Linked DNA regions of Homo sapiens: region 2 is linked to region 1. The links are chromatin contacts, found by Hi-C or POLR2A ChIA-PET in ENCODE. All regions are on one chromosome and are shown on one strand. Each heading gives the region's core, a stretch centred on a gene start or an enhancer-like site at or near the end of the contact. The rest is flanking DNA. Distances are from core to core; before and after follow the strand shown.

What was found. Hi-C counts contacts between places; a loop is a spot of excess contacts on that map. ChIA-PET counts read pairs that join two places held with the same protein, here RNA polymerase II (POLR2A). Pooled maps may share reads with other maps.
Region 2: a pooled map shows a loop between it and region 1 (6-fold over the local background). The contact joins the enhancer-like site here to the promoter of RPN1 in region 1. A Hi-C loop is called at or near these places in 1 of 168 maps with a recorded cell type or tissue (mammary epithelial cell), 5 of 37 single-sample maps with no recorded cell type and 16 of 50 pooled maps. POLR2A ChIA-PET finds 5 or more read pairs at or near these places in 18 of 52 experiments (A673, AG04449, CD4-positive, alpha-beta T cell and 13 more).

What each region holds. Positions count from the first base shown.
Region 1 is chr3:128,648,820-128,654,177 of GRCh38, forward strand. RPN1 (ribophorin I) reads right to left here and starts at 1,999. Exons shown (of 10, transcript NM_002950.4): 1 at 1,721-1,999. The coding sequence starts at 1,981. RefSeq lists enhancers at 1,223-1,292, 1,963-2,232, 2,393-2,472 and a silencer at 1,443-1,712.
Region 2 is chr3:128,785,870-128,791,227 of GRCh38, forward strand. The region is part of intron 1 of RAB7A (RAB7A, member RAS oncogene family); the gene reads left to right. Among named protein-coding and RNA genes, the nearest start is that of MIR12124, 58 kb to the right of the region's middle. Within about 2 kb of position 3,047, at least 10 of the 41 ENCODE cell types and tissues checked have a DNase peak (open chromatin) inside an H3K27ac peak, as active enhancers do; they include CD4-positive, alpha-beta T cell and mammary epithelial cell, where a contact is called at or near this core.

The sequences.
Region 1 (5,358 bases), core at 749-3,248:
AGCCAGAAGAGGCAACATTATACAGTGTGAGAACACACAACTTACGGAATAAGCTGGAGCCCTGACTTACTCTGCACTGTAAGACCGCATGTAAGGGGCTAAATAACTTAACCTGACAGACTACAGCCTCCTTGCCTGCTATATGAGGATTTATACCTTAAATGGTTGCTATGAGGGCTAAATGAGAATATATTTAAAATACCCACCATAATATCTGACACACAGTAGAGTCCCAGTAAGAAAGTATCTTACCACAGAAACAAACAAACTAAAGGACAAAAGGAAACTTCTGGAGGTGACAGATATGTTTATTACCCGGATTGTGGTAATGGTTACACCAGTGTATACGTATTTTGAATATACTAATAATAGGCAGTTTTTTGTATACCAATTATACCTCAATAAAGTTGGGAGAAAAAATAAAAACAAGATAAAATAAGTACATTAACCTAGCTCGCAGGCATGATGGCAGGATAGCCGAGCTCCTGCTGTGGTCCACTTATACTGTAACAAGCTCATTAAATCACAACTGGCTTCTATAAAGAACGGGATTTAACATTCAAGACATTCAAAGATGGCAAGGCAAATTTACATGAAGTTTTGATCTATCTTTCCACAAGCCTTTGAGTAAAACTTTATTTCATCATGGACAACGCATGAAAGAAAATAGGAGTCATTTCAGAAACGTAATCTCTATAAACCCATCTTTATAGCTCCATATTCAGTCAGAGAACGAAGTGTGCTTAGAAGAAATGTGACACTATAATGACTATTCTCTCAACAAATAATTAGGTAATCATTTAATGAAATTGTTTAACAACAATAGTAATAAAAACCAAACCTCTGTGTATGTACATTCCCTTTACTCCCAAACCCAACATTTTCTTTGGTGATCACTGAAATACCTGGAAACATTTAAGCCAAACACAGCCATTTATTGCCGAGGTGTAAGAATGAGAAGCAGCAGGGGGAAGGGAGAAAATTGGACTTTCCTTTTCTGTACAGCATAAGAGAACTTATATTACGTGCAGGAGTTTTAAAACTAACTTTAAAAAGAGTTTTAACATTTAGAAAGCGTTCACTAGGAACCTTAAAATGCATCACATTCATAGGGATTTCAAGTGATTACCAACTTAAAAATGCGAAACCTGTTACATTTCTGATGGTTCTCTATGTCTAGAAAGAAGCACCTACAACGGACCAGATACTGAATTAAGAGAATGAAATTCACTTTAATTCATTTATTTGTCCTCTACTTGAGCCACCTCGTCGGGCCGTGAGAAATGAAGTCTGGCGCCCGCTGGCACCGGGCCGAGGGGCTGCCGCGCTCGCCTTACGGAAGGGAGGTGCGTTCTACCGGCCCGAGGTCTCCCGAGCGGTGCCGAGAACGGCCCAAACAGGGGCAAGCTCCGAGGCTGGTCGGCCGCGGATCCCAGCAGCTGCCCACGTGAGCAGCGACCCGCGCGGGGGCAGGCCGGTGCTGACGTGGCCCAGGCAGGAGGGCGGGCGCGCACCGGGGGCAGCGGAGGCGCCGGGGCCCCTGGCCACCCAGGACTCCTCGCGGGCCCCGAGGCAATCCCACGGACCCCCTGTGCCCCGCCCGCCGCCCGGGTCTCCGCATTTCCTGAGGCCTAGAGGGGCGCGGGCGGAGTCGGGGGACCGCCAGGAAGGGAGGCGGGAAGGGTCCCGGGAGCGGCGGCGAGGGGTCGCCCACACTCACCTGCACGCCCAGGTGCGCCAGCCGGGCCTCGAGCTCAGGCTCCAAAGCCAGCAGGAAAGAGGTAGCTCGGGACGTGGAGCCGCCGCCCAGGTGCGCCAGGACCACCTCGGCCGTCACCTTAGCCAGGTGGCTGCTTAGGTCCACTGTGCGCTTCACGTCCTCATTGATCAGCGGCGGTGCCTCGGAGGAGGCGCTGCCCGGCGCCGGGGCCCAAGTCCCAAGCAACAGGAGCAGAAACAAGCCGGCGGCTGGCGCCTCCATGACCGGGAAGAGCAGTGCGCCAGGGCGGGTAGGGCCCGGGCGCGGTAGCCCGCCCTCCCGCCACTGAGCAGCCGTTCATTGGGCAAGGGCTGGTGACACAAGATGGCGGCGCCGAACAAGGAAGGACCCTGTCTCCGGGGCAACCGGGAAGCCGACCCGGCGCCTGATTGCTAAAGCCCTCTCAGAGCTGCTCGGGATATCCTTCTGTTCGTAGTGCGAGTGTACTTACTTTTTTTTTTTTTTTTTTTTTTTTTTTTTTTTTTTTTTGAGACGGAGTCTCGCTCTGTCGCCCAGGCTGGAGTGCAGTGGCACGATCTCAGCTCACTGCAAGCTCCGCCTCCCGGGTTCACACCATTCTCCTGCCTCAGCCTCCCGGGTGGCTGGGACTACAGGCGCCCGCCACCACGCCCGGCTAATTTTTTTTTATATTTTTAGTAGAGATGGGGTTTCACTGTGGCCTCCATCTCCTGACCTCGTGATCCGCCCACCTCGGCCTCCCGAAGTGCTGGATTACAAGCGTGAGCCACTGCGCCCAGCCGCGAGTGTACTTATTATTACTAGTTTTCACTTACCTAATTTTTACAGGAGCGGCCCTTGCCTAGGTCTCTACTCTCTCCTACCATTCTTCCTGTCCAATAATTCTGCTCGTTTTGCTCCTTAAAACAGTGAAATTTTGCTCAGATTGAGAAAGTAAAAGTTGGCCTTCCCCAACATCCACGGATGAATGCTAAAATTAGTAGGCAGAACTTGAAGCCGAAACAGGATATATGCAAAGTTTCAAAACATCTCTACTAAAATGTTTAGTAATTAGGCCGGGCACGGTGACTCACGCCTGTAATTCCAGCGCTTTAGGAGGCCGAGGCGGGTGGATCACCTGAGGTCAGGAGTTCGAGACCAGCCTGGCCAACATGGTGAAACCCCGTCTATACTAAAGATACAAAAAATTAGCCGGGCGTGGTGGCAGGCGCCTGTAATTCCAGCTACTTGGGGTGGCTGAGGCAGGAGAATCGCTTGAACCTGGGAGGCGGAGGTTGCAGTGAGCTAAGATCGCGCCATTGCACTCCAGCCTAGGCGACAGGGTGAGACTCCTTCTCAAAATAAATAAATAAATAAATAAAATAAAATTAGCCGGGTGTGGTGGTGCGTGCCTGTAATCCCAGCTACTCCAGAGGCTGAGGTACCAGAATCATTTGAACCCGGGAGGCAGGAGATGCAGTGAGCCAAGATCGTGCCACTGCACTCCAGCCTGGGCGACTGGGCGAGACTCCCTCTCAAAAGGAAATTAAAAAATAAAAATAAAATGTTTAGTAATTACAAAGGAAAAAATAGTTTACAGTGGAGAATCCTGGCAGGCACCACTTTAAACAAGTGATCAAAGTTAACATCACCACATATAAAATATAGTAACATTAGGTATCTACTAATAGGATCCATTGAGAAAGGCACATCACTTCTGTGGTATTGCCACAAAATTATTGAAAATCCATTACCTCAATCTAGTCATAAATATCAGACAAGGCCAGGCACAGTGGCTCATGCCACCAATCCCAGCACTTTGGGAGGCCAAGTAGGGAGGATCCCTTGAGCCAAGGAGTTCAAAACTAGACCGGGCAACAGGGTAAAACCCCATCTCTACAAAAAATCAAAAATCAGCCGGGCCTGGTGACAAGTGCCTGTGTTACAGGAAAGGGGTCTGGATCCTGACCCCAAGAGAGGGTTCCTGGATCTCACGCAAGAAAGAATTCAGGATGAGTCCGCAGTGCAAAGTGAAAGCAAGTTTATTATTTTTTATTTTATTTATTTATTTATTTGAGATGGAGTCTCGCTCTGTTGCCCAGGCTGGATTGCAGTGGCGCAGTCTTGGCTCACAGCAACCTGTGCCTCCCGGGTTCAAGCAATTCTCTGCCTTAGCCTCCCAAGTAGCTGCGATTACAGGCGCCCGCCACCACGCCCGGCTAATTTTTGTATTTTTAGTAGAGACGGGGTTTCAACATCTTGGCCAGGCTGGTCTTGCACTCCTGACCTCGTGACCCACCTGCCTCAGCCTCCCAAAGTGCTGGGATTACAGGCATGAGCCACCGCCCCCAGCCAGCAAGTTTATTAAGAAAGTAAAAGAATAAAAGAATGGCTACTCCATTGACAGAGCAGCCCGAGGACTGCTGGTTGCCCATCTTTATGGTTATTTCTTGATGATATGCTATACAAGGGGTGGATTATTCATGCCTCCCCTTTTTAGACCATATAGGATAACTTCCTGATGTTGCCATGGCATTTGCAAACTGTCATGGCGCTGGTGGGAGTGTAGTAGTGAGGACTCATTGCCATTTTGGTTTTGGTGGGTTTTGGCCGGCTCCTTTACCGCAACCTGTTTTATCAGTAAGGTCTTTATGACCAGTATTTTGTGCCGACCTTCTATCTCATCCTGTTGAGAGGTGACAGCGTGCGCCCTCCCTCGCTCTCGGCGCCTCCTCGGCCTTGGCGCCCACTCTGGCCGCGCTTGAGGAGCCCTTCAGCCCACCGCTGCACTGTGGGAGCCCCCTTCTGGGCTGGCCAAGGCCGGAGCCGGCTCCTTCAGCTTGCAGGGAGGTGTGGAGGGAGAGGCGCGAGCGGGAACCGAGGCTGCGCACGGCGCTTGCGGGCCAGCTGGAGTTCTGGGTGGGCCTGGGCTTGGCGGGCCCCGCACTCGGAGCGGCCGGCCGGCCGGCCCTGCCAGCCCTGGGCAATGAGGGGCTTAGCACCCCGGCCAGCGGCTGCGGAGGGTGTGCTGGGTCCCCCAGCAGTGCCGGCCCACGGGCGCTGCACTCGATTTCTCGCCGGGCCTTAGCTGCCTCCCCGCAGGGCAGGGCTCGGGACCTGCAGCCCGCCATGCCTGAGCCTCCCCCTCCTCCGTGGGCTGCTGTGCGGCCCCAGCCTCCCCGACGAGCGCCGCCCCCTGCTCCAAGGCGCCCAGTCCCATCGACCACGCAAGGGCTGAGGAGTGCGGGCGCACGGCCGGGGACTGGCAGGCAGCTCCCCCTGCCGCCCGGGTGCAGGATTCACTGGGTGAAGCCAGCTGGGCTCCTGAGACTGTTGGGGACTTGGAGAATCTTTATGTCTAGCTAAGGGATTGTAAATACACCAATCGGCAGTCTGTATCTAGCTCAAGGTTTGTAAACACACCAATCAGCACCCTGTGTCTAGCTCAGGGTTTGTGAATGCACCAGTTGACACTCTGTATCTAACTACTCTGGTGGGGACTTGGAGAACCTTTGTGTGGACACTCTGTATCTAGCTAATCTAGTGGGGACGTGGAGAACCTTTGTGTCTAGCTCAGGGATTATAAAGACACCAATCAGCACACTGTCAAAACAGACCTCTCCCCTCTCTGTAAAATGAAC
Region 2 (5,358 bases), core at 1,797-4,296, 140 kb after region 1:
TTCAAAGGCTTCTGTCTTTTCCTACTGAGTTTCTTCCTAGAGGTGGTAATTCTAAATGGAACAACAGACTGACGGCCTACTTCCCGAGTGCCCCCAAATGACTTCATAATTCCACAAAAGTGGCTTGGCCAGAGCCATCCACTCATCCCCTTCCTTCTTCCTTGTCAGACTACTGGTCTTTCTATTCTTGCCCCCTCCCCAGAATGAATATTTTTAGAAACCAAGTGACTCCTGATGAGCTTCTTTTTCTTCATCTGTTAAATGGGAATTCTCATTGTATCCCTATAGGCTTGGTTTGTTGGAGGAGTAAACAAATTGCCCCAGGAAAGTCTGTAGTACAGTCCCCGGCACAAAGTGCATTCTGTAAGTGGTAGTGATGTCTTGCTGTTTCAGGGGGTCTTCACTATTCAGGCCCTAATTAGATTCCTCAGTTTGGGAAGTTGAGAAGAGTCTGCCTACAACAGACACTGCTGTTCTGCTTGATGCCCAGTGCAGTAGTATTATGTGACTTTCGATGCCTTTCTGGTCTCTCCTCATGACCTTCTCCAAAACTTTATGAGCAAATATTGCTTGCCTACTTCACTCTGAGCCTTGAAGTCAATCAGTTTTGAGGGCAAGATGACTGCTGGGTCTTCTCTAATGGTCATATACAGAGCATGAAGTCTTGGAAGAAAATGAGATGGACAGAGAGACATTTACCCATGTTCCGTGCTGGTGAAAGTGTGGAATGTTACTTTGGAATCTGCTCAGAAGCCTGCTACTTCCGAACTCTGTATCCCTATGATGCTTCCTTCCCAGTGCTATATTTAGATCATATGTGCAATAAGTCACATTCTAGTAGGCAGGGTAGGCAAAGACCATCAGCAGAATGAGAGACACATGGATGAAATGTATTCTACTAATCCAAGAAATGCCGAGTGATTAAAACATTTGTGAGTCTGATCAGATTATGCTGACAGAGTGTATATGTAGGTTCATCTCATCATAATTGAAAACAATGCATACTTAGCAGCAAGGGAAATTTTGAGATTATCCATGTGCTGAATATCATGCAACCTTAATGTTAATAACATGGGAAGATATTTAATATAGAAAAAGCAAGATGCAAAGTTATACATGGTATATAACCTCAACCATTTGAAGGAAAACTAGAAAGACATATACTCTAATACTAATAGTGATTGCTTCTGGGAGATGGAATTGTCAGTAGCTTTTTGTCTTCATTCTTTCGTACCTTCCTGAGTTTTCTACAATTTGATACCATAGTTAGGGTGGGAACAGTGCAGGGGAGCAGAAAAGCCAACTGTGATTAGGACCCAGTTGTTGCAGACAGGCAACTTGGAAACACCAACCAACTAAAAATGTTAACAAACTATAGAACATTAATTGGTTTAACTGTCATGGCTTTGTTGAACCTTTAGCATTTGTTCAAATATCTAGTGCTATCATTACGGTTTTGGATCGGGCACAACATGTAAATCAGAACAGTAGTTGTAGACTCTTCACATCAGTGGTTTCCAAACTTGGTGTGTATGCCTGAATTGCCATAAAAGACTTGTTAAAAGTCCCAGCCCTCACAAGCCAGAATCCTCCTTTGGGTGAGAGCTGGTACTGCAAAATGGCATGGTAGGACCTGGGCTGACACTCCTGGTAATTCCAGCTCTGCCACTTCGTTGCTGTCTGACTGTGGATGTGATGAACACCTGGTTCAATTTCATCTCCTGCATTTTACACTGTTGTTTTGATGGCTTTGCAGATATAGTAATCCTCTTTATCTGCAGTCAATCGTGGTCTGAAAATATTAAACGGGAAACTATAGAAATACTATTCTTAAGTTTCTTTTTGTTTGTCTGCTTTTTGAGACAGAGGGTTGTTCTGTCACCCAGGCTGGAGGGCAGTGGAGCGATCATAGCTCACTGGAGCCTTAAACTCCTGGGCTCAAGCCATCTTCCCACCTCGGCCTGCCGAGTAACTGGGACTTACAGGAGTGTACCACCATGCCCAGGTAATGTATTAAATATTTTGTAGCGACTGGGTTTCAACATGTTGCCCAGGTTGGTCTCAAAACTCCTGGCCTTAAGCAGTCTTCCTGCCTCAGCCTCCCAGAGTTCTGGGATTACAGGCATGAGCCACTGCACCCTGCCATAAGTTTTAAATTGCGTGCTGTTTGGATTAGCTTGATGAAGCTTGTGCTATCCCACCCAGGAAGTGAATCATCGCTTTGTCCAGGGTTTCTACACCATAGATGCTACCTGCCCGTTAGTCACTTAGTAGCTGTCTTGGTTATCACATCAATGTTGCAATGCTTGTGTTCAAGTAACTCATAATTGACTTAATAATGGTCCCAAAGCACAAGATGCTGGCAATTTGGTTATGCCACAGAGAAGCTCTTGAAGTGAAAAGGTAAAAATTGTTGACTTAATAAGGAAAGTGAAAAAATTGTATGCCGAGGTTGCTAAAATTTGTGAGAACATATTTTCTATCTTTGAAATTGTGAAGAAGGAAAAAGAAAATCATGCTAATTTTGCTGTGACACCTCATACTGCAAAAGGTAAAAGCCACAGTATATGATGAGTGGTTAGTTACAATGGAAAAAGCATTAAATTTGTAGGTGGAAAACATGAACATCATCAATGTGTCCTGACGGATGACAAGTTTGGTACTTGCTGTGTTTCAGGCATTCACTGGGGGTCTTGGGGCCTACCCCCCATGGATAAGTGGGTACTACTATACTTTGCTTTCAATTCCTGCAACACCATAAAGCCTTCACCTCCACGTGAGCTGTTATCCTACCTGCAAGAATTCAGACTTTCGAATTGCTAACTGACCCCCAACTTCCTAGCCCTTCCCTGCTGTCCTCATTTTCACCATAGCAGTCCTTTGCCCTTCCCCTAGGTACCCCTGTGTATTCCTGGTTAACCTCTTTCTGACCACCGACCTCTGCCCACCCAAGCCCTTGAACAATATTTTTCTTGATCTTTTTACCTGCTCATGTTTCCTTATTTTGTCTGCTTATGTGGCCATTTGGCTTTTCTGTGGCATAGATGAAGAAGGTGATGACTGCAGGCGAATAAAGGAAGATGCCAGCTTTTGATTTGTTATGAGAAACATTGTACTTGAAAGAAAGAATTGTTTCATCGTTCAAATACTGGTACCAATACTGGTAGTTTCGCTCTGAGGAGCTTCTTCCGATGCACACTGGTGAGGTTTGGTTTGGTGGCAGAAGGAAAGAAATGTGTTATGAATATACCTTATTCTAGAAAATTTTTAGAGGATATTAATATATACATGGATTAATGGATGTTATCTAAAATGCTTTCCTTGAAGGACCAGGTCTCAGAGATCTTATGTAACTCTTTCTTCCTTTCTACTCTGCTGGCTGCAGATTCTCCTGTGAGAGGAAGTGGTCGGTGCTTTAGAGAACTGTTTTCCAGTTAGAAATTTCAAACTTTGTAGCCTTTTTTTTTTTTTTTTTTTTAAATCTTTGACTTCATTTCGCTCTGTTGCCCAGGCTGGAGCGCAGTGATGCGATCTCGGCTCACTGCAACCTCTGCCTCCTGGGTTCAAGTGATTCTCCTGCCTCAGCCTCCCGAGTAGTTATTACAGGTGTGTTTCACCACACCCAGCTAATTTTTGTATTTTCAGTAGAGATGGGTTTTTACCATGTTGGCCAGGCTGGTCTCGAACTCTTGACCTCAAGTGATCTGCCCGCCTCAGCCTCTCAGAGTGCTGGGATTACAGGCATGAGTCACCCATGCCTGGCCATAGGCTTTTAAAAAATAATTTCAGTCTTCAGAAATCCATGAAGATGGAAATAGAAATTGATAACAAAAGCAGAAATTGCTTTTGGACATTTTGAAGCTAACTCTGCTTGGGCAGCTTCTTGTAGCAAAAGTTGCATTTAGTGTGTTTTGTTCCTGGCTTTTTTTTTTTTTTTTGAGATGGAGTTTCACTCTTGTTGCCCATGCTAGAGTGCAGTGGTGTGATCTCGGCTCACTGCAGCCTCCACCTTCCAGGTTCAAGCGATTCTCCTGCCTCAGCCTCCCAAGTAGCTGAGATTACAAGCGCGTGCCACCACGCGCAGCTTAATTTTTGTATTTTTAGTATAGCTGGTGTTTCACCATGTTGGCCAGGATGGATTTGTCAGTCTCTTGACCTCGTGATCCACCTACCTCAGCCTCCCAAAATGCTGGGATTACAGGCATGAGCCACCACGCCTGGCCCCTGGCTCTTTTCTAGAAACAAGTGTCCCATTCTTGATCTGGGAGAACATTAAGTACAAAAATATACCTTTTAACTTTTGCCAGTTTAAAGCCATCAATGTCCTGGTGAAAGAAGATGTGGAATTCTTAGTATCAGCTGTTTAGTACCATTTGCAACAACTCTGAAATGCTTAGCCAGCCCTGAGTGAAGATGAAAATCTGCATTTAAATGTAATTTGTCTTACATGATGAGTGGAGATTTTTGTCATCAGAAATTGATTTGAAAAAATCAACAGATTAACATTTTTCTCCAAAGTGGAGGTGGCTGTTTGAGTGTAAAGGTAATGTGCTCCTCTAAGAGTCACAGTTAAGTATAAGGAAACAAAAACATCTGTAATCCCACCACATGGAACAACTTGCTAATATTTGTGTATATTCCTTTCTGCTTCATGTGTAACCATTTTTACATTTAAATCTTTACTCCTTTGGGAATCTCTTGGAAGAGGAGATGTAGAGATCTTAATTCTCACCAAAATTTTTCTGGCTCTTACCATTTAGTGAATTGTTCATCTTTTTGCCACTGAATTTTATAATGCCATATTTGTCAAAATTGTTCATTTCTGGTGTCTGTTTCATTGATCGGTTTAGTCCTATTCCAGCACCCCACTGTTAATACTGTATTTTTATAACATGCTTTTCAAGACTGTAAAGGCAAGTCTCTTGTCATTTGTGTTTTAGGGGAAGGGACATTTCTTGTGTATTTATTTATTTTTATGAATAAAAACGGGATTGTTTATATTAAATGCTCCCCAGCCTCCCCTTCCCACCTCAAAAACAACAACAACAACAACAACCCTGGACTTGTTTAAATAGGAGAGAATGCATGAATGCAAGTCTTTACATTAAGGCTCCCATAGACTGTTTATTCAAATTCTTTTTTTCTCTGTAAAATTATTTTTCTCATTTAGGTCCTGTACTCGTGCTAACCACTGTAATAGTGATTGTTGTATAAATGGGAAAAATCTTTCAGGAAAGTGAATTAGCAAAAATCATGAAAACTTCTTCATGTTTTGTTTGTTTTTTTTTTTAAAGACAATTTTGCTCTTGTTGCCCAGGCTGGAGTGCGGTGGTGTGATCTCAGCTCACTGAAACCTCC